Linked DNA regions of Mus musculus: regions 1, 2 and 4 are each linked to region 3. The links are chromatin loops, found by intact Hi-C in ENCODE. Cell type or tissue: left cerebral cortex. All regions are shown on one strand. Each heading gives the region's core, and the rest is flanking DNA. Links, peaks and the distances in the headings are about the cores only. Region 1 has its middle 30 kb from the start of Gm35725. Region 2 has its middle 190 kb from the start of Gm35890. Region 3 has its middle 210 kb from the start of Lratd1. Region 4 has its middle 70 kb from the start of Lratd1.

What was found. A loop is a pair of places that touch in the nucleus more often than their neighbours do. Peaks named below come from ENCODE experiments on the same cell type or tissue, not always from the same donor. Only the 100,000 strongest peaks of a DNase experiment are listed, where the experiment ranks them.
Region 1: a loop joins it to region 3, with 7 times the contacts of the local background. A loop is called at or near these places in 2 of 42 quality-filtered maps.
Region 2: a loop joins it to region 3, with 8 times the contacts of the local background. A loop is called at or near these places in 2 of 42 quality-filtered maps.
Region 4: a loop joins it to region 3, with 2.2 times the contacts of the local background. A loop is called at or near these places in 2 of 42 quality-filtered maps.

What each region holds. Positions count from the first base shown.
Region 1 is chr12:13,594,547-13,600,879 of GRCm38, reverse strand. It overlaps a transcript of Nbas not described here. Among named protein-coding and RNA genes, the nearest start is that of Gm35725, 30 kb to the left of the region's middle. In left cerebral cortex, for the core only: no CTCF peak of the experiment used is centred there; DNase peaks (open chromatin) are centred at 2,101 and 3,579; H3K27ac peaks cover 821 bases.
Region 2 is chr12:13,858,545-13,864,877 of GRCm38, reverse strand. No RefSeq gene overlaps it. Among named protein-coding and RNA genes, the nearest start is that of Gm35890, 190 kb to the right of the region's middle. In left cerebral cortex, for the core only: CTCF peaks have their summits at 1,133 and 3,591; DNase peaks (open chromatin) are centred at 2,650, 3,406, 3,865 and 4,600; H3K27ac peaks cover 1,213 bases.
Region 3 is chr12:13,936,597-13,942,929 of GRCm38, reverse strand. No RefSeq gene overlaps it. Among named protein-coding and RNA genes, the nearest start is that of Lratd1, 210 kb to the left of the region's middle. In left cerebral cortex, for the core only: no CTCF peak of the experiment used is centred there; a DNase peak (open chromatin) is centred at 3,241; H3K27ac peaks cover 339 bases.
Region 4 is chr12:14,078,463-14,084,795 of GRCm38, reverse strand. No RefSeq gene overlaps it. Among named protein-coding and RNA genes, the nearest start is that of Lratd1, 70 kb to the left of the region's middle. In left cerebral cortex, for the core only: no CTCF peak of the experiment used is centred there; DNase peaks (open chromatin) are centred at 1,799 and 3,333.

The sequences.
Region 1 (6,333 bases), core at 686-5,685, 340 kb after region 3:
TGCTCCTCTTAGAAGCTGTGCAGACGATGGTGCTTTTGAGGTCTGTCTCTTTGCTGTGACATCTAGTCCTGCTGCCTCATTGTTCTGTCCAAGGCTTAAGCTGGAACAACACTTCTAAGTGTCTATGGGCACAAATTCATTACATTCACTGCCACTCTGTCTTGTGTGTGTGTGTGTGTGTGTGTTTGGAAAAGAGGCTCTCACAGGCTTGGGCCAGCTGGCCAATGAACCAGGGCTTTATCTGTCTCCCTTTTTCCACAGTTAGGGTTGCAAATGCACACACCATACCCAGCTTTTCCCCCCATAGTGTCTAGGAATCGAACTAGGGTCCTTGTGCTGTCAAGGCAAGGATTTTATACAATGACATATCTCTACTGTGCTATGTCTACATTCTTGTACAATTCAGTCCAGCCAGAATTTGTGGAACTGCCAATCTGGGAAGCAGTCCTTTGTCTGTACAGTGTACAGAGCTGAGCTTATCTTGTTCAACACAGCAGCAAACGTAGTAAGGCACACTTCGTTTATTACTGTGAGCCCTTTAGGCTGTGGGCTGACACTCATGGACATGGTCCTAGCAGTTTGGAAGTCAAAGATCAAAGTGGCAGTATTGCACTTTCTGGGGAGGACCCACTGGTCACATATTTTGTCTTTTCTACCACAGCTTCCTGTGGTGGGACATGAAAGTGACAGGACAGGAGTTGACATCAGGCAAGAGGTGACTTTCTTAAGAAACTCTCCTTGGCAGAGGTAAAGCTGAGGTAGCCTAGAAGCAGAGTTCTCCTTTCATTAAAGGATAGCTGAAACAGAAGGCTCCTAAGTACGTCCCCAGGCCATCACTGAAAGAAAACTTTGTAAGTATTACAATACTTTGGAAAAGTACTAGCTTTGGGTCATTGTCCCTTGCGGTGGTTGGAATAGAAATGGCCCCCACAGACTCATGTGTTAGAATACTTGTCCACAGGGAGTCACGCTATTAGGACGTGTGGCCTAATTGGAGAAAATGTGTTATTGGGAGTATGCTTTGAAGTCTCAGATCCAAGCCATCCCCAGTGTGACATTCACTTCCTGCTGGCTGCTGATCCAGATGGAGAATACTCAGCTACCTCTTCTGCACCATGTCTGGACTAAATCTCTGAAACTATAAGTCAGCTCTAATTAAATACTTTCCTTTTTAAGAGTTGCCGTGGTCATGGTGTCTCCTAACAGCAAGAAAACCCTAAGATATTCCTTAATTAGCAGAATGTCCTTAGGCAAGTACTTGGGACCGCTGATTCTCTATATACCTATCAAGGAGGATAGAAGTCTTCTTGAACCCAAATTTAAGTTCCGGGGGGACTGAGGTATGTTAAGCTTGGTTGGCACATAGTAGGTATGGTGGTTTGAATATGCTTGGCCCAGGGAGTGGCACTATTAGGACCCAGTCTTCTCTTGTTTGCTTTCAGAATAAGATGTAGAACTCTCAGTCTCTCAGCTCTTCCTGTGCCATATGTACCTGGAAGCTGCACGTTCTCGCCTTGATAATAATGGACTGAACCTCTGAACTTATAAGCCAGCCCCAATTAAATATTGTACTTTATAAGAGTTGTCATGGTCATGGTGTCTCTTTACAGCAATTGGAACCTAACTAAGACAATAGGGACAAAACTTTCCCCTATGTCTCTGATGAGAATTTCTATTTTTTTCCCAAGATAATGAGGACCCACTTATAGAAAGACCAAATAGAGTACAAATAATTCAAGTAAAGGCAGAAAGATTCTAATTGCCATTTAACCCAATTTTAGGGACATTTCCAAGCTGCTCCTCTCCTCTGGTAGCCCAAGAGGAGCAGTGGGCTTACCTGCTTCAGGTCTGGGAAGTAGACTGTGTCGTGTCCAACAAGGGCTCCAGAGATCCCTGCCACTGCCTTCCTTCAGAGCTGTGTTCTGGACACTGGGTTTTATGTTGCAATATTAACAGGGCTCTGCAATCCTAAATGCTGTAAATCTTCCTCCCGCTTCCTGCAGAAGTAATTGCCTCACATGCATAAAACAGCCTGCTGAAAAGAGTTCCAGGCTGCTCCTCAACTCCCTTTCCACTGAGTAAGCATTCCTATAAAGATGGCTCTGGCACCCAGATGGTCTGTGGGAGGAAATCACAGCAACTCATCGTGCCAAGACACACAGAAGGTCTATGGTTCACAATGGAAAGGTAGGTATCTCGAACAAGGCAGAGCCCAGGGTAATAAAAATGCCTTTTATTTCCTACTTTCTTTCACAGTAGTAGGCTTTATTCTGAATCTCACCAGAGGCTTGTAAGGCATTAAAAGCAATAGTTCCCTGCCGCCCCTCCCCCCCCAACTGTTTTTGTTTCCTAGAACTGAGTTTGCCTAGGTAGGCAAGGCTGCTCTCTGCAACAGGATGGAAAGGTTGAGAAATGTCATTGTTTGTGGGGACACTTCCTAAAGGCCTGGGGTGAAGGACAAAGGCGCTTCCACCTCCCTAAAGGGGCAGGCAATTCACAAAGCACATTTCTGTCCATGTAGTACGAACGCTATGTCTGTTCAGCTATGCAGTAATACACAGGGATGGGTGGCATATAAAATGCCATACATCAGAATTCAGAATTTGAGGTCTGGTGAGGATCCATTCTTCATAGACAGTCTGACTGTATTCTCACTTGGGAGGGGATCCACAAGTTCTCTCAAGTCTCTCCTTAGATGGATGCTAAGGGGTTTTCCTCTCATGACCTAGTCACCTCTCAAGGCCCTCAGTTCTTTCAAAAATTATCTCTCTCTGTCTCTCTCTGTCTCTCTTTCTCTGTCTCTCTGTCTCTGTCTGTCTCTGTCTCTGTCTGTCTGTCTGTCTGTCTGTCTCTCTCCCTCCCTCCCTCTCCCTCTCTCTCTCTCTCTCTCTTGTCTTCTTTTTTCTTTTTCCCTCTTCTGTTTCTTTCTGTCTCTCACCTAGTCTACCTCCTTTCCTCTTTCTTGTTTTTCCTCTTCTCTCTCCTCTTCTTCATTCTTAAAAAATTCTTTCTTTCTTTTTCTTACTTTCCCTCCCTCCCTCCCTCCCTCCCTCCCTCCCTCCCTCCCCCCCCCCCTCTCTCTCTTTCTTGACTCAGGGTCTCATTATATATTTCTGGCTGTCCTGGAACAATGAAGATCAGGCTGGCCTCAAACTCATAGAAATGTGACTGCCTCTGCATCTGGAGTGCTGAGATTAAAGGTGCTAACCACCATGCCCAAGATCGCTTCCTCCTCTTCTCCATCTTAACTTTCATCCTTTACCATGTCATCTGTTTGTATGTCTGAGTCTTTCTGACTCTGTTTCTTCTATATCACAACATGTACATTGATCAATTCCACAGGTTTCTTAAACCTTCTGAAACTCATTCATGCAAACTGAGGAAAGAGGCTAGTAGACACCCACATATCCCCCCATACCCAATAATCTTGCTTTGATTTATATTCGAGCTGTGAGTTAAGTTTTTGTCCCTGTAAACTGTGGAGGATAAAATTATACTACACTGCTTACTGACAAGATCCCTGGCAGAGGTGACTAAGGGTTGATCTGAGTTCCTATTATGGCAGTTCCAGGGTGCAATCTGTCATGTAGGAGGGAAGGCATGGGGGCAGGAGCTTGAATCAGCTAGTCACACTCCATTGTCAAGTAGCAGAAGAATGAATACCAACCAGCCTTGGTATATCAAGTTGCAGTAAGACTTGGCACATCTCCTATTGAAGCGAGACGAGGCAGCCCAATAGGGGGGAAAAGGGTCTGAAAATCAGGCAATAGAGTGAGAGACAGTCCTGTTCCTACTGTTCCACATGAAGACCAAGCTACACAACTGTTACATATGTCCAAAGGGCCTAAGTCAGTCTTACTCATGCTCTCTGGTTGACAGTTAAGTCTCTGTGAACCCCTATTGGCCCAGGTTAGTTGATTCTGTAGAGGTTTTTTATGGTATCCTTGACCTCTCTAGTTCCTTCAGTCCTTCCTTCCCCTTTTCCACAGGATTGCCGTAAGCTTCGCTTAATGCTTGGCTGTGGGTCTCTGCATCTGTTTCTATCAGTTGCTGGGTGAAGCCTCTCTGATGATAATTATGCTAGGCTCCTGTCTGCAAGTGTACCAGAATACCATTAGCAGTGTCGGGAGTGGGCTCCCTCTCATGGCATGGATCTCAAGCCTGGCCAGCCATTGGTTAGCTACTCCCTTAATTTCTTCTCCATCTTTACCTCTGCACTTCTTGTAAGTAGGACAAATTGTAGGTTGACAAATTGTAAAATTATGGCTGGGCTGGTGTCACAATCCCTCCATTGGAAGTCTTGTTACAGGAGATGGCCAGTTCAGGCTCTGTATCTCCATTGCTAGGAATCTTAGCTAGGGTCACCCTGATAGATTCCTCCCCTTTTCTGAAGAGAAAGGGAGGAGGAGTGGATGGGGGAGGGGAGGTAGGGAGAAGAGGGAGGGGAAGCTGCAGTCAAGATGTAAATAAATAAACAATTTTTTAAAAAGCAGCAGAAGAGTGAACAGTGCTCAGCCTACCCGCTCCCTCCTTCCCTCTCGTTTTTATTCATTTCAGCATCCCAGCTCCTGTAATGATGCTACCAACATCTCACCATCTAGGGTAAGTCTTCCTATCTTAGCTAAGTCACTGCTGAACCTTCCTCACAGACATGCATGTCCAGAGGTGTGTCTTTTCAGTGATTTTAGATTTTGTCAACTTGACTCTCAATACTAACCATTACTGTGCTCCTTTCCACAGCCACAAACTCAGTTCTTATTGATGAGAGATCCATACAAGGTCCTCATCAAACAGTGTCCCTCGATGAAGTGGGAGACTGATGCATTCGTTCTGCCCACAAAGCAACACAGAACAGCAATGCATCTTGTGAGGATCCTTCAACCTGGACTCTGCAGAGCAGAATCCTCAAGAAGGAATATATATATATATATATATATATATATATATATTCCTGTATATGTGTATATATATATACATATATATGTGTTATGTGACAAGGCTATCTGCACATCACTACCTAATCACTGGACCATACAATCACCATCCAGATTTCCCTCCCATCCAAACCCGAGTTTGGATTCCAGAACACATGAAAGCCAGATAGGTAGCAAACATCTGCAGTCTTAGTGCCCCTAAAGGCATATGAGAGGTAGACACAGAGCATCCCCCAGATGCTCACAGACCAGAAGCTCCCATGGCATACATAGTGGAAATCAAGAGGCCCTGTGTCTCAAACAAGGTGGAAGATGAGGATTCATATTTAAGGTTGTCTTCTGACCTCTTCATATGTACTGTGGCACACCCAAACACACACACACATACACAGAAAGAGACACAGAGACAGACAGAGACAGAGTAGGACTGCCTTTTGTATCACTATTACAATATTTGAATACTTCACATTAAGTCTAGGTTTCTGCATTAGAAAGGAAAGCACTACAGCAAGAATCACTTGGAAAAGCCCAAGTCCTTGCATGTAAAGTTAGCAGGGGTCTGGGGGAAGACTATGGAGCACTGGGATGGAGGATGGGATCCAGTGTGGAAGTGCTCTACTCCCACGTTGCTACGTGTGAATGGGCATCCTAGCTGTGTCTCTTAATCCCTCCTGCCTCTGTGTCCTCGCCTGAGGAGTGAGGAAGGCATTGCATAAAACCAAGGTTGAGGTAGCACCTTGCAGATTGTGCAAGGCATTGACAATAAATGGGAATAACCCTGGTTTTTATCCTGAATCCCAGCCATTCTGCATATCTGGAACTTATGAGACCAGTGGCTCAGAAAGCTTGGGACTATCTGGACCTCATTTTTAGTCACTCTCGAAAGCCATTCTCTAAGCGGAGGGCCTTGAGCAACAGAGATCCACGTGATCTGGGAATGATCCAGGTTAAAGCCTCCACTGGACAGAAGCCCGGTGCATGCAGTGGTCCCCCCTATTAGGAAGCCCTCTGGCCCTAAGACTGACAGTACCTACCATGGTTAACTATCAGTCAGACTCTGGGCTTGAACAAGCAGGATGTTGCCATGACAACCTCTTGCAAGTGTTCCCAGAAGGAATGACAAGGCCAAGGGCTTAGTTGCTATTTCCCTTCCCGTCAAGAAGTCTGAAAGCAAGAATGGTTCTGGGTACGAGGTCTCCTAATGCTAGCAGGCACACAGGTCCTGCCTGGGTTACACAGGTGGTAAGTGGCAGCTTTGGCACATGTCTTCAAACCAGCCCATCACTCTACACTGGCTGCTACTCAGCAAACATCAGACTTTTGGGGGAAACTGTCTTTTCTGCACATACCTTCCATTGCCTCTGCTTTGGACTCTGGGCAAGCAGTCGTGGGGGCCTGC
Region 2 (6,333 bases), core at 861-5,860, 78 kb after region 3:
AAAAGTCATGCCTGGTGAACATGTCAGACTAACCAGAGCCTGGAGCCCCATTCCCATGCCTACACCCCTCCCTTCATTCAGACGACAATTCTCACCTGGAATTCAGGTCTGGAGGGAAGCCAGAGAAAACCATGGCTACTCGATTTAACAAAACCTTGAGCTCTATCTACTTTTACTCAAATATCTATCTAAAATTATCATGGGAGCAAGAGTCAAATGTGTGGTATGAAAAGCACTGGACTCAGAACCAGGTAAGGTCAGCCCAAACACAGTCTCCAAGTTATAACTTCTGGGGAAATCACTTAACCATCATTACATTAAACCTACATTCTGCCCCTGTAGAATTGGACTGATATTTCCTTCCAGTGTCAGTATAAATTCAAGGAGTCTTTTAAAGTCCAACATCATATAATCAGCATTATGATCATTAGCACTCTAAAGGGGAGACAAAACTCACCTATGAAATCATTGCTTTCTTACAGTGGTTATTTTTGTTTGTTTCTTTGTTTTTTTTAATTATTGATCATTATTCTTCTTTTACTTGTTTTTACAATAGGTAAATTCTTTGTTTTCCTGCTCTCATGTTCTTAAAATCATGGAGCTGCATGGAACTTACATTCCTCCAGGCAGCTATCAGCCTTTCCCCTTTATTTATAAGCATTTTTTTCTCTTTTCCTTCAACAAACTTCTAAAGTTGTTATATATTTTTAACCTTTCTCAGAAAAACACATTCAGACATACACACCCCTTCTGCTATTGTTTGTTTTTATATTATTAATGCAAATATTTATCTAAACTATTTTTCTTAATAGTTTTTGTAATGTTTTTTCAGATGGCCAGTGATTCCAGTATAGGTTTGCTTGGTGTCTTACTTCTTTCAAAAACTATGTATTTCAGCCTATCACTTTTCCATGGGGTGTACACTTAGATGTCCTGTAAATACTGGAGGAAGTAGGACACTTTGTCTGCCATCTCTATGCTACTCATACTTTGCCTCCATAAACTGTTAACCCAGACTCTCTTGCTGAACCACATCCCATTGATATTGCTAATGGGAAGAAGTGGTAACAGGAAATCAAGAAAACACAAGAAATGAGATGTTCTAAACCCTGTCCCCCTCCTTGTGGCAGCTCCTGCAGTTGCAGGTGTCATTGTCTTCTCTAGAACATGCCTCTTCCTTGATTCCAACACAGCTACTTCTCCCAATACTTTTCTCACCTCTCCCCTTCAAGCTGGGTGTGTAAATTCTGGCTCAAAACTGCTAGTCTTTACAATATCCCTTAAATTTGTTTAAAAATCAGTAGATACTATTGACCTCTGTATCTATGGGCTCTATTGCCTTGGCTTCAAAAATCCCCAGGTTAAAATAATGTTCTAAAGTTGCCTTGTCAACTTTATATGCCCCAGTACAGGGGAATACCAGGGCCAAAAAGGGGGAGTGGGTGGGCAGGGGAGTGGGGGTGGGAGGATATGGGGGACTTTTGGTATAGCATTGGAAATGTAAATGAGTTAAATACCTAATAAAAAATGGAAAAAATAAATAAATAAATAAATAAATAATAAATTATAAAAAAAAAATAAAAATAAATAAATAAATAAATAAAGTTGCCTTGTCAGTGATGGAGAGTGTGGCATTAGAATGTGTCTCTACTATCCATGTTGCTTGTCTTATCACATTTCCATAACCAATACAGCATAACAACTAGCTATAACACAGTTATAACATTAAGTATTATATAGAAATGAGTTTAAGCATATAAGAAGATATGTGTAAGTACAATAAAAATATTAAACCAGAGCATCCTCAAGTTTGGTGTTTGGGGGAAGTCCTAGAATTAGTGATATAAAATTACTTAGAAGGTAGTTGTAGTTACTTTAATAAAGTGTTTATTTGGAGCACTTGAATGGAGGTCTATTTTCACTGGGACTGAGCTGTGTGACAAATTCCTTTTTCCATAAAGACTTTACTCATCTCAAAACTAATTTTCCCTTTTATCCAGCATCTAAAGATTACTTGGGAAAGTATGTCATGATTCCAAAATTTAAGACTATCTCATCTGTTATACTTAAGCTACCCTTAGCCTTGTGGGGACTAGAAAAATAAATCTTGGACATGCCTTACTCAAAACAAACAAACAAACAAAAAACAAAACAAACAAACAAACAAAAGAAAGTTTATGTTCCACAAACACAAGAAAGTAAACCAAGCAATAAGAGTATGTAGGATCCAGAAAACAGTGAATCCAACAGACAAAAAGTATGACTCTGATGGATAGAAGGTAAGTTCCCCCAATGCCAGAGATGAATCTAAAATGGAGCAGGAGTGCAGGCAACTGGAACAGGGCTGGGACCCATAGCTACTATGCTTGACTCCACTCAAACTTTAAGAATTAAGAATGGCTAACAGTCACTCCATAGCAAAGTAAGTGAAGGAAGAGTGGCATGATGAGCTCAAAGAAAAATTGAAAACTTGTATGAAAAAAAAAAGACACATAGAAAATTATATAGATCCTCTCTGAGCAGTGTTACATAAGACTAAAGAGATTAACAGTGAAGGTGGATTTAACACCAGCCTGGAATGTGTCACACTACGGCTAACAGAGGAGCAGGGCTGAGCACTATAGGCACAGAGAGGAGGCATGTGAGTGCTAAACCCTTTATTTCACACAAGAAATCCAATGTTCAAGCTGTCATTTAAAAGACAAAGCACGGTGTGGTGAGTATATTATATAGAAATATGGGAAGAAATACTAAAACAAGTATCCAATAGACTTGAAACAAGCCATTCTAGGAAGCAGTGTCTTAGGGCGTGGTGAAGGAGGGAAATGAAGAACTGTTGTGTGACTTTGGGGCTAGAAGCACTGTTTTGATTGTTATACTATGTAAATATTACTTTGGTAAGAAATTAGATGCTACAGAAAAGAAAACAAAAGCAAACAAGCAAATAAACAAAACCCCAAACCCCTCAACTCTCCTTTACCAGACAAACAAAAACAAAACAACACAGAGGTTCTAGAAAAAGTAGTTGTAGAAATCACTAATGGCGTAGTGTGGATGACAGGAATTGGCCTTCCCATCTCAATTGCAACAGTATAATGACTGGGGATTTCCCACACAGCTTTCCAGGACCTCTAAGGAGGGGGTTTGATCTGACCCTTAAAGGGGTTAGAAATCCTGCTTCCACTCAGCTAAGCCGCTGTGCTGGATGCTACTATCAATGCTCATTATATTCTCAATATCAACTTTTAAAATTTGATCATATAGTGCTTGAAATTAAAGAGCAGTTTTATTCTGTTTCTCATGGCAATATAATTTTTTCCTTAGTCATTCTCCTTCCTACACTCCTACACAGAACACATTTTCCTCAGCATTGTGGGGGCGGTTCACAGCATATATCTGGAAGCTCATCCCGAGCACAACAAACCAATTAGCTGCTAAGAAAAGCACCACAGAGTGCTCTTGCCATTTCTTTTGACTCAGATGTTGTATGTGAATCACAACTCATCACACAGGGGCTGTGTGACTGCGCATCAGGTCTGCAGCAGCTACAGCAGCCACTGCTTTCTTCCAGACCCCGCAGGGCCTCTGCCCGGATGTGGTGGTCCTCCAGACTGGCCCGACGGTCAGGAGAATCTTCAGACCATTGACAAGGTGGAGGACAGCATACCACAGTAAGCACCTGTCCTTCGCTGTACATGATGACACTGTGGACAGTGTATAAACATTTTACCTCAGAGGTCCTGCGTCTTTAGAAAACTTCACACAATACATGCACACAAAAATAAAAGGCTCAGAGATTTGCAAGCCCCTATTGGAAGCTTCTAGAAATTCAAGGATACACTTAGCAGCCTCTGTGGTAGTCAGAGGAATAGCTGGCTGGGGCCTTGGGAATCAAACACCATCAAATGCCTGGGTGTATCCTTTTTCCCATTATCCTCCACATGCAGAAATGGAGACCTCTGTGAAGGAAACTGCCCAGATGTTATTTTACTAGCAGTGACCCAGAATTGCTGTGCTCAGAACCTGGCTCCGGACAGCGCAGGGAGTCACAAAAGACCACTTGCTCTTAACCCGTCAGTTCAACAAACAAGAGTAAAAAAAGAAATGGGAATATATTTGATGCAAACATATTTGGAAGAGGGATAGAGAGGATCAGTGACACCCTCCCCCAACCCAACATCAATCTTTTGGTAATAAAATTTTAAGATTAGGTCCAAATAAAGAGTCAGGGTATTTATAACGAAGCAGTCTTTGTCAAGGTGCGGTCCCACCTATTATCCCAGCACAGTCTCTCCTACAAAGTGATATAACAAGTTGTCAGAGCTATGTGAAATCTCTTTTCCAGCAGATAGTTCCCCTTCAGGTTGATATGTTTTTTTTTTTTTTCTTCACTGCATGATACTCCTGGGAAACGATTGATTTGGGGGGTCCACTGTTCTGGTAGTCTGATAGTCAAGGCCAGTGGCACAAGTATATCACATGAATGTCTCCATTGCTGCCAGGGTGGCGAGCTTATGTCACCAGTGATGAAATGGAAACGGACGTCTGAATGCAAGCTCTTGTTTTCTCTGTTGCCTTTTCAGCCTCTCATACTTCCAGCCGCTTCCTACTTATGGAAACTAAAAATGGAGCCCATTCTGGAGAGTTATGGAGACGTTATCACGCTGCATTTTCCCCAGGGAAAGAAGTTTGATAAATTATTTAAATATCCACTTTTCTCCACTAAAATATACACTATGGTTTTTTTCTAAGTAAAATGTGGAAACACTTATTTTACCGAGCCATTTATATGCACCATCTTTCTTCTTAAGAGCATCTCTTCTCTCATATCCACTGCTTTGGAAACCCCGGGAGATGTAATGAGATATTGATTGCCCTCACTCTTGTCTCCACCCTAGTTTAATGATTCTACAACTTCAGAATAATTTTTGTTCAAGAGGCACAAATTCAGAAACAGCTACTACAATTTTTTAAGTTAGCATGTGACATTGGGCTCAAAATTACTTATAAGTATTTCAACACATCAGCTACTGGGTTTGTTTGTTTGCTTGCTTGTTTGCTTGCTTGCTTGCTTGCTTGGTTTTTATGTCTTCTACAAAAATGTTATAGAAAAAAAAAGAATGTTCCATTACTGTGGCTTGGGGACAATGGCTCAGTCAAAACCTTACTATGTGCAAGCATGAGAAGCTGAGTTCAAACCCCAAACCCCATATAAAACTCAGTATGTGGTGTTGTAATTCCAAGGTTGACCACTTGCCTACACACACACACACACACCAACACACACACACACACAATTGTTAGCCTCAAATGAGACTTCCAATACCCAAGATAGGTAAGCTACAATAAAATTGAAGTGTTTAAATTTTAGACTAGGGGCCTGAGGATATATCTCATTGGTAGAGTATCTATCAAGCACGTATAATGGGTTTCATCTCCCACACCACAAAATAAGAAATAAACATTGGCCCTTCCGGTCCCCACCAGCAATAGGGTAGCTTGTGCACGGAGTCTGCTCACACCTGCAAGCTACCCACAAGACCCTCCATGGGATCTTAAGACCTCTGGTGTGTGGAACCCAGCTGCTGATCCAATCCAATCGCACGGGACCTGAGACTGCATTAATTAGTGAAGCAGAAAACCAGGCCTGATCAAGGGCACAAGGCCCTTCTGATCCCGCCAGAACCAGGATACTTTGGGCACAGAGTATGCGGACACCCAAAAGGTATACACAGGACCCTCCACGGGATTTTAAGATCTCTGTGAGTGGACCAAAACATCTGCCAAGAGATATCTGGGCACCTTCCCTGCAAGAGGAGAGCTTACCTGCAGAGAGTACTCTGAACACTGAAAGTCAGGAGAGAGCTAGTATCCCAGGTCTACTAATAGAGGCTAACATAAACACCTGAGGAACAAGATCTAACCAGAGACGACTACAACAACTAATTCCAGAGATTACCAGATGGCGAAAGGCAAAAGTAAGAATCTTACTAACAGAAACCAAGACCACTCACCATCATCAGAACGCAGCACTCCCACCCCACCCAGTCCTGGGCACCCCAACACACCCGAAAAGATAGTCCCTGATTTAAAAGCATAACTCATGATGATGGTAGAGGACACCAAGAAGGATTTTAATAACTCACTTAAAGACAGGAGAACACTGCTAGGACCTTAAAGAGGAAGCACAAAAATACCTTAAAGAATTGCAGAAAAACATGACCAAACAGGTGATGGAATTGAATAAAACCATCCAAGACCTAAAAAGGGAAGTAGACACAATAAAGAAAACCCAAAGTGAGAAAACGCTGAAGATGGAAAACTTAGGAAAGA
Region 3 (6,333 bases), core at 781-5,780:
AGGGAAATTCAAATCAAAACAACCCTGAGATTCCACCTTACTCCAGTCAGAAAAGAATCTTGAGAGGAGGTGAAAGAGTCAGAGATACACCCACTCCCACTGGTAGGAGTTCCACAAAAACATGGAGCTAACAGCTATAACATATGCAGAGGACCTGGTCAGACACATGCAGGCCCCTTATTTCATTCTCTGTGAACCCATGTGAACCCTGCTTAGTTGATTCAGTGGGCCATGTTCTCCTGTTGTCCTCCAAGCCCCCTGACTTCAACAATCTTTCCTCTCTTTCCATGGGATTCTTCAATCTCCAAGTTTAAACAAGATCATCTATGCAACCATGGGTTTGGAATTGTCCATTGGAACATCATTGGCTCCCTAGTGGTTTCACATTGAAGGCAATAACAGCTGCCCCTAGATTCCATAAGTAGCCAGCACCTTAGTAGGGAGGGTCAGAACCCCATATGCCCCATTTCAATGGCTGATTGTTCTTAGACCCACATACAGGCCCATTATAATTAGCACTGTCAGGTTATGTATTTTCCAAATGACATCATTTCACATCCTGTCTCCCTGCCTTTGAGTCTGAAATTATTTCCTTTCTCGGTAGCCCAGTTTTCTATGGCTTATTTTGGTATTTGTTGGTAATATCCAAATGTTTAACTCAAGGACAAATATCTTCTCTTAACTCCTGACCAATTCTGCTTAAGTAATATGATCTATAGGACATTTGAGTTCAGAGAACCCACAAGTACCTCAAAGGCAGGGTGCTCAAACCTCAGTTCATCATTTTAACACACACACACACACACACACACACACACACACACACACACAACCTACTCAACTCTTTCTTCTGTTTCCCAACGCAACAACACTTGTAAATTTTGAAAATGTAATTAGTGTGTGTGTGTGTGTGTGTGTGTGTGTGTGTGTGTGTGTGTGTGTAGCATACTTATAATAGAAGTTTGAGCCGTAATGTTGATTCTGGGAAGTAAACCCAGGTTCTCTGAAAGAACAGTTAGTGTTTCTCACTGTCAAGTTATCTCTTTAGTTTTGAGCAATGCTCCACTCCTATCATACAATTCCAGGTCTCCAACAATCTGTGATTAATTTCTTCCTTTTTAGCACACTAACTCAGTTCTCTTCACATTTCCAAGTTGGTTGTAACTACTAGATAACTGGTTCACTACATTCAATCTTCCTGTTCCATTTGTTTCTCTTTTCTATCATCAAGTGGATCTTCAAACACTGAAACTCTAACATCATATTTTGAAACCTAAACTCCTTGAGACGTAAGATGTTTCTTGTGACTGGCTTCCTCCTGCCTCAGATGCACCCTACATTTCACTTTTCTCTTTCTCTTCTCTGAAGAGCTTCACTGGTACAGAATTCCACATCTTCTTGATTGTTCTCTGAGGAAAAGATCTGTCTTCTTACTTGACTCTTGGGATCCCACCCATTTTTTTTATGATTCCATCTTAAAAACATGAACAACATTCAAGCCTCAGCTTGCCCTCAGCAACTACACTCCTCCTCAATGGAATGTACTCTTGGCTTTGTGAATTTGCCCTTGGATATGTGTTCCCCATCTGACTGTTTGCTCTCAGAGAGCAGAGCTCATGCTACCTACATTACTGCATCTCCCAAAACAGTTGATATCACTTAGATTTTCAGAGACTGTGTCATCATCCTGACATAGAACTGTGCAGACCTGTGGGGTCATTCTCTACTGCAAAGCTTAGAGAGTGGAGAAAGAACTCATCCTATGGAAGTCTTCTTTCACCTGAATAAAACAGCAAAAGCAAAAAGCACTATCCCATCTGGCACGGTTCCAGAAGATGAAGGTAATTCCTTCAAATAATTAGCCTGTTCCCTGAGGATAGGAGAGATGGTTTTCTCCAGACTAGAAAATGTTTGTCATTTATCTTTTTCATTAAGTCACCTTTCTCAGGGTTGAGACTTTAATGCTTCCCCAAATTGCTTATTAGTGTTCCTGTCTTAGAACTCTACCACATGTTGTCAGGAAAGTGTTTCTCTGTCTTTTAACCATGGAGAGCTTCCAAGATGATTATAAGAGTTTTCATTACATAGCATTTAACACTCCTCCTAGACAACTACCTTCTTTCAAAGAGAAACTTCAAGAACTCTTACCTCTGAGATACCCTCTCACCTGTCTCATAAGTTGCCCTTCACTTTGTATTCAACAAATAATACTGCATTTGTCTGCCTGACTGCCATCTGCCTGTCTCTATATAACACCATAAGTTCCTTGAGGATAATATCTGACTCTTGTTCATATTTATATCTCTATTGCTTTATATAGTGCCTAGAATGTGAGGAACATTAATAATTTGATGAAGTAAGAGGAAATGAAGGTTGATACTACCAGTCCATATTGGAGGGATGAGCCAAACAGATTCATACAGCCATTGCCAACATAGTCTCTCAGCAGCTAGGGCTGCCTATGATGCATCCCCATGATAAAAGTAGGCCTGTAAATAATTGATCACTGATTGCAAGGGGGCTCATGGAGTCTGATCCACTACTGCTAAACTATTGGTAACTGATGGATACTCATTGCTTCACTCGTGCACCAAATGGTAAGCCCACCAGGCTCTGGCAGAGGGTTTTAACCCTGTGGCCACATAGACGGCTCCAATTAAAACCAGGTGGTCACAAAACAAAAGAAAATACAGGAATGTGGGAAGGTGTCCTGTGGAGAGGACGGTTGGGGATAACAAGAGGAGGGGGCAGGTAAGAGTATAGGAAGTAAGCAAAGACAGAATGTGCTAGAAATGTGAGAAAGTATCGAAGAATAAAATTAATGAACAAAAAAAAATTCAAAAGGAGAGAAAAAACACATATTTTATATTCCTGTGGTAAACATATTCTCTAAAGGCATGATGGTCAGGACAGATTGTGGACTCCCATGTTATAAAACAGTGAGAATTCAAAACGGAAGTTAGCATTCTAAAGCTGGAATCTTGGCTTTGCATTAGACTGTGGTTTGGCAAGGGGCTTATTACCTGCCTTAATTTCTATCCCTGGTAGGATGAATGTGTGACTATTCATATTCCTCTGGACTCCTTCCTGCTGTCAACATCTCTAAAGCCATGATGGTACCATCCCTTCCACCCACAAAGCCTTTCTGTCCCGGCCATCAGTACTCTGCCACCCTGTTACGATACACCTCCACTCATCCTCCACATTTGCCTCTGCTCCATCTGTTTGGTCAGATTTGTCTCCAAGTACACTCATCCCTGTCCATCAGCTCCCTGGAAGCATGGCTTCTCTTAGAATCACCTCCTACTCGATGCCCAGTGAGCTGTCTTCTCACCCTCCTTCAGAAAGATCTGTAAGTTACTTGCCTCCCAGAAACTGAGATCAATCTGCAAACAGCCTTTGTACATGGGAAAGTGTATGGGAGTGCGGGGTGAGCATCCTGTAATAATAGCCACCATTAGAACATGCCAGTCGCTCTGACTTGTGTCAGCATCTCCCATTTCATGTAGGTCCTCCAATAACTCTGAGTTACTTCTCATAGTCACACATTCTAAAGAAGCTGATATTCAGGGTAGACCAGCAGAGTTAGACTAAGTGGTATAACAGACAGAATTTAATTTAATTTCAGGCCTTCTACTTGCAGCTCTTGTTGGCATCCACTTTCTCCAGAAGACACACACACACACACACACACACACACACACACACACCTGAAGATAAAGTCTTCATTAAAGCTGCTCTATCATTTGACTATTCTGTGATGACCATCTCTACCATCTCAGTGTAAGACCTGCACAAAGGACATACAGTTACCTTGTGCCAAACATCTGCAAAGCAGCCAATAGTGAACGATGAGCCCTATAGAAGCAAGGTCATATGTGGAGGATACTCAGAAGTGACATTCAAAACTGAGACCTCAAGCCGGGTGTGGTGACGCATGCCTTTAATCCCAGCACTTGGAAGGCAGAGGCAGGCAGATTTCAGAGTTCGAGGCCAGCCTGGTCTACAAAGTAAGTTCCATGACAGCCAGGGCTATACAGAGAAACCCTTTCTGGAAAAACAAAAACAAAAACAAAAAAACAAAACAAAACAAAAAAAGATACCTCATGACATGTCCATCCCCTTATACGAAGGAATTCAGCATTTTAGTGTTCCTATGAACTTGGGTTATATCTCTTTCCAGGGTGCTGATCCCTATATATGTGGAAACAACTTACTCCTTTTACATGTAGAAAAGCTGCTGCCTTCTCTGAGTCAGAGCCTACTCTAAGCAGCCTGTGGCCTCTAGGCTTCTTTCATCCTCAGAGGCTTCACCCTTTGCTCTGGGCCTGTGCATCCTGGTGCACACATAGCCCTGTGTCCCCCTGACCTTTGCCCCACTGGAGGAGGTCAGGTAGCCCAGTAGCCAGGTTAAACTCCCTCTCTCCTTAAAAGGTTATGTTCTCCAGCAGCTGGAATTCCTCCTTATGCAAATTGGGCATCCCCAACACCCTGGCCCTGCCCAATAATATACACTCACCTTGATAACCCCTACTGACCCCCAAAGTTTGAAAAAGCCTTTGTCTCCCTAAAATGAGCTGTCTTACCAAAGCTGCCTCCTGAGAGACTGCTCTCCCTGCACTCACCCCTACCTGCTGGTCCTACCTAATTTCCCTACCCAGTGGTTTCTATCACAGAATTATCACACCACTATGGGCAGAGAAGCAGAGCCTGAGCAGCAAACTGGCTGTCACTGTCTGGAACTTGCATCTTCCTTATCACTTGGCCATATACTCCTCAAGAGTTAAAGTGATTACCGTTATTTTCGTGACAACCAGGATAACTAACAAATGCTAAATGCTTCAACATACTTACAGATGAATAGATGGATGGATGGATGGATGGATGGATGGATGGATGGATGGATAAATGAATGATGCTTCTAGGATGATCCCACATCAAAGTTACTTTCTCTTTTCAAACCCTCATTACCCTATAGAACTCTCCCAAACCAAACAGCCCAAGACAGTGAATTTACAGCTGGCATATCTGCAAAACATTCTAAGATTTCTACTTTGTTCTTTTGTTTGTCAGAAAATATTGGTGTGAATTGTGAAATCCTGTTTACAGCATCTTCCAAGTATGTATCAAGGGGTCAGTGTATGAATTAGGAACCAGTTTGTGATACTTTGAACCATGGGAAAATGTAAGATGCCGAAGTGAAGAAATTCCAAAGACTTCAATTACATAAAAAAGCAGAAAATCTGAACAGAAGCAGATTCTTCCCATCATTTCCTATGCCACAGCACCACCATCTATGAAAAGTCATATGGTATTTATACTATTCTTTAATATTCATAATACAATAAGTATAATTAATCAGATCATAATGTTAGACAAGTTCCCTATTTATTGTCTTGTAGAAGTCTCAGCAGGAAGAACTCAGCAAGAAAAGACACAGAAGGCCACAATAAAACACCAACCAGCATTCTCTCTTTGAATGAAACAGCAGACAGAGGCAACTGCTTACCAAAGATGTAGCCTCAGTATCACTCATTCCAACAGTGTCTATGACTCTCTTACAGATGTGCCCCAGGGACAGAGTAGACAAGCCACTTCATCTCTATAAGCAGATTTGATGGATCTGAGATGTGTGTGTGTGTGTGTGTGTGTGTGTGTGTGTGTGTGTGTGTTGTTAGGCACAACTGGGGCTGTCTAATTGGGCTTGTGGGTTGGTAGTCAGAAAGACACCTGTGACAGTCAAGGGCCCCAGTTATTTTCATGTGTGAGGGTTTTAATGCACACTTGGCCCTGTATAACTAGGGATGCTGATGGAGATGGGACCTTACTTTAACCTCTTACCATTTGGTCCTGATACACACCTCTTCCCTCTGGTATTCTTGTGCATTATTTCTCCAGGCTCAGGGATACTTACCCTGGCCTACTTCCAGCCCCAACTTTATTGAATTTCAAATTCTTTTCTCTGTTCCCTGGCTCAGAACCCAGGCTTGATTATGGCCAGGTCCTTCTCCACACATCCCTCCACTGGGAAAATATTCTATAACAGCACAGCCAACAACAGGAACTTTATCTAATTAATGTACAGCAATTAGTGGTAGAATTTGAGCAAAACCGCACTCTTCTATTGCTTAAAAGTCTATAAGAGGACTTTAAAATGTTGAAAGGTCGTCCTACAGTAAATGTGTCTAAGTCTGTACTAGCAGTCCTGAAGGTGTATATATATTAGCAAACTAGTTAGGTAGCATTAGTCTCATTTAAATTGAAGAAAAAAATTAACCATGTGTCAATCAGCTGTTGCATATATGAGTAAGGTAACACTAATAACTTTCACAA
Region 4 (6,333 bases), core at 944-5,943, 140 kb before region 3:
GCTGTCATGTTCTCTATGCTAGACTGAGTTTCTTCTCTACCCATAAAACTCAAAGCCAAACAACAAATTCAGATTGCTTTTTACCAAATTTCATCACTTCCTGGCTCAACAGTCATGATTTTATGTGGCTATGGACAGAGAATTTTCACAGAGCTCTCCCATAAGGCTAAGGAAGGAGAGAAGGAAAACTCTGAGAGGAAGACATGTTTTGAAATAAGAGGAGGGACCAGCCATGAAGAGTAAATGTGATCCTGAATGCTTGAAGCTTTTCAAGCATAGAAGAAGAGCTATTTTGGAGTGTAAAGAAGTTTGAGGTAGAGTCTGTGAATAGGCAAACAATTTCCTATGCTTCCAACCTACATGAGGCTCACCGCACCAACCAGCCTCCACAAAGAAGACACACATGTCACACACAGACTCAGCCCTTAGGCTTTGGGGATTGGAGAATAGTCAGGCACTTGTGGCCAACAATGGTGTCTTCATATCCACCAGGGTGGCAGAGACAGGAGTAAGGTATTTAATACACTCTGGCTTTGGCTATGTTGACATTTTTCACTGCATGAGATCCCTTGTGAGACTGTGAGAGATTTTTGAGTCAATAGAAATGAGCAGGGAAGACCAGAAATATGTGGATCCATTTTGAAGTAGAGTAGAAGGGCTAAAAAAAAAGTTTTAATTTAAGGAGTGAAATAAAAGTATCTTGGTCAAATCCAAAATCCATATGCAGTTACTGTAATGGCTAATATTGACTGTCACATGGATGAGCCTCAGACTCTCCCAGGAGATGGGTCTCTAAGCAAATCTGGGGGGGGGGGGAGAGATTTTAGGAAGCTAAATTGAGGTGGGAAGACCCCAGTACTCAGGGAGGAGACATTCATTGGGCTAGGATACAACAGGGCCATCTGGTGCTAGAAGCCACAGTTGTACAACAGTGTCACTTTAGAATTAATATTGAAGCAATCTGGAGAGTTGCTTGCAATAGAACTGTAATCTAATCATTAAAAAATTCCAGATGTATGTTTAAATCTGTGCATTTATTAGTATCAGGAAATCATTCCAGGAAAATGTATTGTTTGCCACAATAGTACCCTCAGCAAAGTACAAGGTTATTATATACACTAAGGTAATGCCTGTCTTACAACCTATTGGAATCTGCAGCTCTGATCTACCTAATAACTGTTTAAACACTCAAGTCATGATGCAGCTTAATGTATCTACTGCGAAGAGAAAGAACCCTTAATTGCATTTTGTTTTGCTTCTCCCAAACTGAAGAATTGGAAAAAGAACTCTAATGACTTCCTTTGAAAGACCTGATTTCCTTAAATTTAGGGATCATTTTGATATAAATTGACTTCATATGGCTACTAATGTTTGTTAAATACATTGGATTCTAGAAAGAAATGAAAAGAAATAGCCGAGAAGAAATTTCACAATGAGCTGCTGATAAGATACACAGGGCATTTCTGAGAGAATCTTTAGAGTTGGTGGAATTAAATTACTGCTCTGGGTATCTATTTTTTAAGGAAAATGTGTATTTGCCTAATCCAATTTCAACATAATTCATATCCCTGTAACACTCTGAGAACACTGGCATATGGTTACATGAGATATAAATTGAGAGTATGATTAAAAATCACTGGTGTTTCGATTTCAATTATATTTCACAAAATAGACTCTGGGGGAAAAATTGTACAAGCAGGACCACAGCCTACTGCAGGATGAGAGTACAGAAAAATCTTCCACACAGGCACCCACACTCACACCCACCTACCCTTTGTTGCGCTGACTAGGCAGTTTATTCCCTTAGCAAACTCCTGGCCCTGGCCACTGGGTAGCCAGCCAGCAATCCTTGGTTTGACTGGAAGCCAGAGTCCGAAGGTTCTCAGTAGCCATCTGTGAATGTATACACTGAACAAAAGAACAGTCCAGATTTCTAAAACTCTGGCATCAGATCTGGGATGGAGTCCCAACTATCACTGTTTAAGTTTGGTGGATAGGTTCATCCTTTTTGTTGTTGTTGTTGCTGTTTGTTTGTTTGTTTGTTTGTTACCATGACCTTGACAATGTTTCCAAACCATCTGAGAAACTGTGATTATCCTGACACAGAGTAGGTATAGATCATAATGATTTAAGTCAACACGATTTTTTTCTTAGAACTTAAATGAGACACCAACACCATTTGTTCATCTTTGAAGTATCAAGAAGGATTTTAGAAATGTATTTCATCATCAACCTTTATATGCAGAATTCAAAACAAAGAGTCAGGCTTCAATTTATCTGTGCCTCATCCCATTATTAACCCAGTGTAGGGATATTGCACTTCAGTGATATAAGAGGGGAAAGGTGAAAAGGAATCATTACAGATTTTAAGAGGAAAACTAAATTATTCTTCCTTAATCTTGACAGATGGGGATTACAGGCTCCTCATTTTACTTTAAGGACCTAACTAGGAGTTCATAAATCTCAGTTCCTTCTGTCGAGTTAAGAGCAGCCCCAGCCCTGCTTATCATGATTGTAATCTCTGTACAGCCTTGTACCTTTTTAAAACACTGGAGGAGGAAAAGGACCAAGTTATATTTCAACCTTGAGATGACATTTATTATTTATTTTTCATTCTGTTCCATGTAAAGGAAGAGGAGAACAGAGCAGAGTACCATGACACACCTTGAATTGCACATTGCCAGCACACACGAGTCCCTAATATTGGCCAATTCCCATGTATAAACAGTGAAAAATCAAGCAACCAGTATTTATGCCCTGAACAAAACTCATTGACTTTTCTTCCCCAGATGCTTACCCTTGTGTTTGTCTGTTCACATGACAGTGGTGGTGGTATGCATTAGTGTTTGTCTATATTCTATCTCAGCTTTCCAGATATAAGAATTTTATAGAATCACTGTCCTAGGCCATTTTATTCCATCACTACCAAAAGTCAATGACCCCCATTTTTCTGGTTTAGTCTCCATCAATGGTTCTCATCCTGTGTGCTGTGACTCTTCTGTGGTGGTTTGCATGACCCTTCCATAGGGATCACCTAAGACCATCAGAATATATATATATATATATATATATATATATATATATATATATATATATATATATATACTATGATTCATAATAGTAGCAAAATTGCAATTATGAAGGAGCAATGAAAATAATTTTATGGTTGGGGGTCCCCAAACATGAGGAACTATATTAAAGGGTCTCAGCATTAGGAAGGTTGAGAACCACTGTTTTACATTAACACCTAGAGTTGCTCAAGTCTATATTTATCCACTCATGGGTCCACCTCCTACCTACCTTTCTGGACTTTTTCATATGTGATTAGTCATTTCTTCCTCTGCACACCCACACTAGAGCACAGGCTGCTTTCTTTACCTGGTGCTTTTCTTTCTAGCTCTCCTCCCATCCTCCCCTATTTAATGCTATCCTTGTATCAAGCTCTGGAGTAAATCCTAAATTATATTCTCAGGAACAAAACTTTCTGTTCATTTCTCTCTTTCATCACGCATTTATACTGACATGTTTATCTTTATTCTAAACACTGAAGTACAATAAGAAGAGCAGACACTTGGAAGCCAGCAGCCATAGTCATGAACTTAGCTACAGAAGGTGGAGAAAGTCTCTAAACTATCTCTAAAACTTGGAATTTTTTAAACCTAAGAATGGAATGGCATTGCCTACCTCAAAGAAACATAAGAATCAAAATGAAAATCACATTAAACAAATCAAAGTATATGACATACTACAGACACTCAAAACTGACTGTCTTTATTACTACTCTTATCCCTGTACTGTGTGTTTATCACCTCTTACTAGAATACTAGACCTTGGAACTCAATCATCTTTTTAGTCCCTATTGCACAGAGCCTAGTGATTTTCATAGTTTATCACTCAGCAAATATTCATTAAATACATTTTCAGGCTACTCTTCTGAGACCCCCACTATCATGATGTATTGTTTGACACTGTTTGAAAGGTATCAGTCCCTACAATCAAGACACCAATCATGATAATTCACAAAATTTCTTTTTGATCAGACAGAGCAATTTTTATAAATTGTAATGTACTCTAAAACCGTCAACATTCTTTAGAAAAAGAAAGCTCTTCAAAAGAGATGTGAAGAGATGGGCATGTTCAAAGAGGATAGGATAGTATTTGAGAGAACTGTAAGGTTGAAGTTAGTGCTATGTGCCACAGAGGTTTATGTGTCACACACTGAGAGGCAGCAAGGAGTCCAGCTGAATAGCCATAGGGCTGGAGTGAAGATCAGCCACCAGCAATCCAGTACTCTGCTGACTAAGGAACAGTGGCAGATGGGAACCAGTGGTGAGTTCAGCATGAAGTCTCTGCAGGTGAAATTTAATATTTAATGGTCTGGGCCAAGAGAGCTCACAGGAATTATACCTGGACAACACGGAGAACATGAATTGGTTAACCAAACTATGTGGTAGGCAGAGTGGAGGTCTCAGAAAGCAAACCCACTTATTAATTGAAACTAGTTAGAATGTTAACTAATTGCCAGTTTCTACTGTTACATAAGCAAATTCATTCAAATTTACCTCCTCAAGCGAGGAGACAAAACAAATAGGTAACTTCTGTGATGAAATTCTTCATGGGATTGAGTATGGTGTGGTAAAGGACTTTAGCAGTGTAGGGATTATCAGCTGAGCCTTGGAGAGATAAGGGTCCTGAAGGACCTGTTTTATGGTAGATGGAAGAAGATGGCCTCACAGCAGGTGCAGAGATAGGGAACTATGTTAAGGGCAACCAGTAATTTAGCTGAATGAGGCAGACTCAGAAAGAGGTAAAGCTGAACTGATTGGTGGAGATAAGATCTGAAGGAACTGTTCTCTAAACAGAAATGTGGCTAGCTTTCTATCAGAAGATCATAAGAAACAATTAAGCATATTCATGCTTAAGAAAGATTGTAAAAAATTGTTTCCTATTCCATTCTGCTTTGTCAGTTAATAAAACAATAGATACTTAGAATACTCTTGAGTTCTTCAAGCATCCAGTGCAGTGGTAGGGATTAGGCATATTACAAAATTTATTTCTCAGGGGCCAGTAAGGTATGGGCTGGTCAGCTGAAGCCCAGCAAGAAAAAGAATAAGTAGAGCTGTGAATAACCCTCAAAGTAATAGGTAAGCAATCTGAATGTTTAACCTCTCCAAGTCCAATTTCTTATCTGTGCCATGCAGTTGGTCTTAAAGCTTTCCTCATATGATTATTAGGAATGTGTATAAAATGAAGCCACACACAGATAAAATGAAGCTCACAGTAAAGTCTTCACCAATGGCTCCCATTCGCATAGGAGAAGAGTACATTTGTAATGTTCCAAAAAGTTGTAGAGCTCTGAAATAGTATTGTATGGGACTATGTACCGGACGTGTTACAAAGTATATTTTCATATATTTTGGTGTATCACATGATCCTTGTATCAGGACCTTACTTTATAAGCTGGTATCATTTCTATATTTGTGATTCACCCCTTACAGATGCTAAAATCTGATAGAGCATTGGGTATTCAACTATTAAACTATCTTCTAGTTTCTTTGAAAAAACTAATTATATTTTAAATTAATATATCTGTGAGGATATATATTGTGTGGATGGGTATGTGCCATGGTAAAGTGCACGAGTGGAGTTCAGAAAACAACTTGCAGAAGTTAATTTTATCCTTACATAGTATGTGTCCCAAGGATTGAACTCATGACCGCTTGGTGGCACAAATGTCTATAATTCAACCTCTGTATAATTTAATATTCTCTTCTGAGTGCCTTGGGTGAAAGTGCATACATACACAAAGACATAACATATACATAAAACAATAAATCTTTAAACAAACAAACAAACAAAAATGAGGTTAAGATTGAAGAAAAATTATAATTCTAGTGGATGATATCTCAATCACTATTTTATCCTCTCATATTTACTTGTTTAACAACTTAGGCAAATTTTAGCCTCTATGGGCCAGTGACATCATTTACTTCTACTATCCTTGAGCACACCACAGCCCATATCTCCCAACCTTTACTGCAGTTAAGATCTGGCATGTGACTGGATTCATGGCAATGTCTGAGGAGAAGTGAAATATTCTGTGACTCTCAAAGAAGTAGTTGAATCTGAGAGATACCTGTTGGTAGTGAGTGTGTCATATGATTCAAAAGAACACTCCAACAAATGAACCCAAGTCAAAATTGAAAGGTAAATAAATGAATGAAAATCCTCAGTGATGTGGTGATCTTAAAGAGTTGGAAATATTCTATTTTTTCTGAAATAATATGTTAACTAATTACATCATGTACACCTTTTAAATTTTAATTTCTGGTG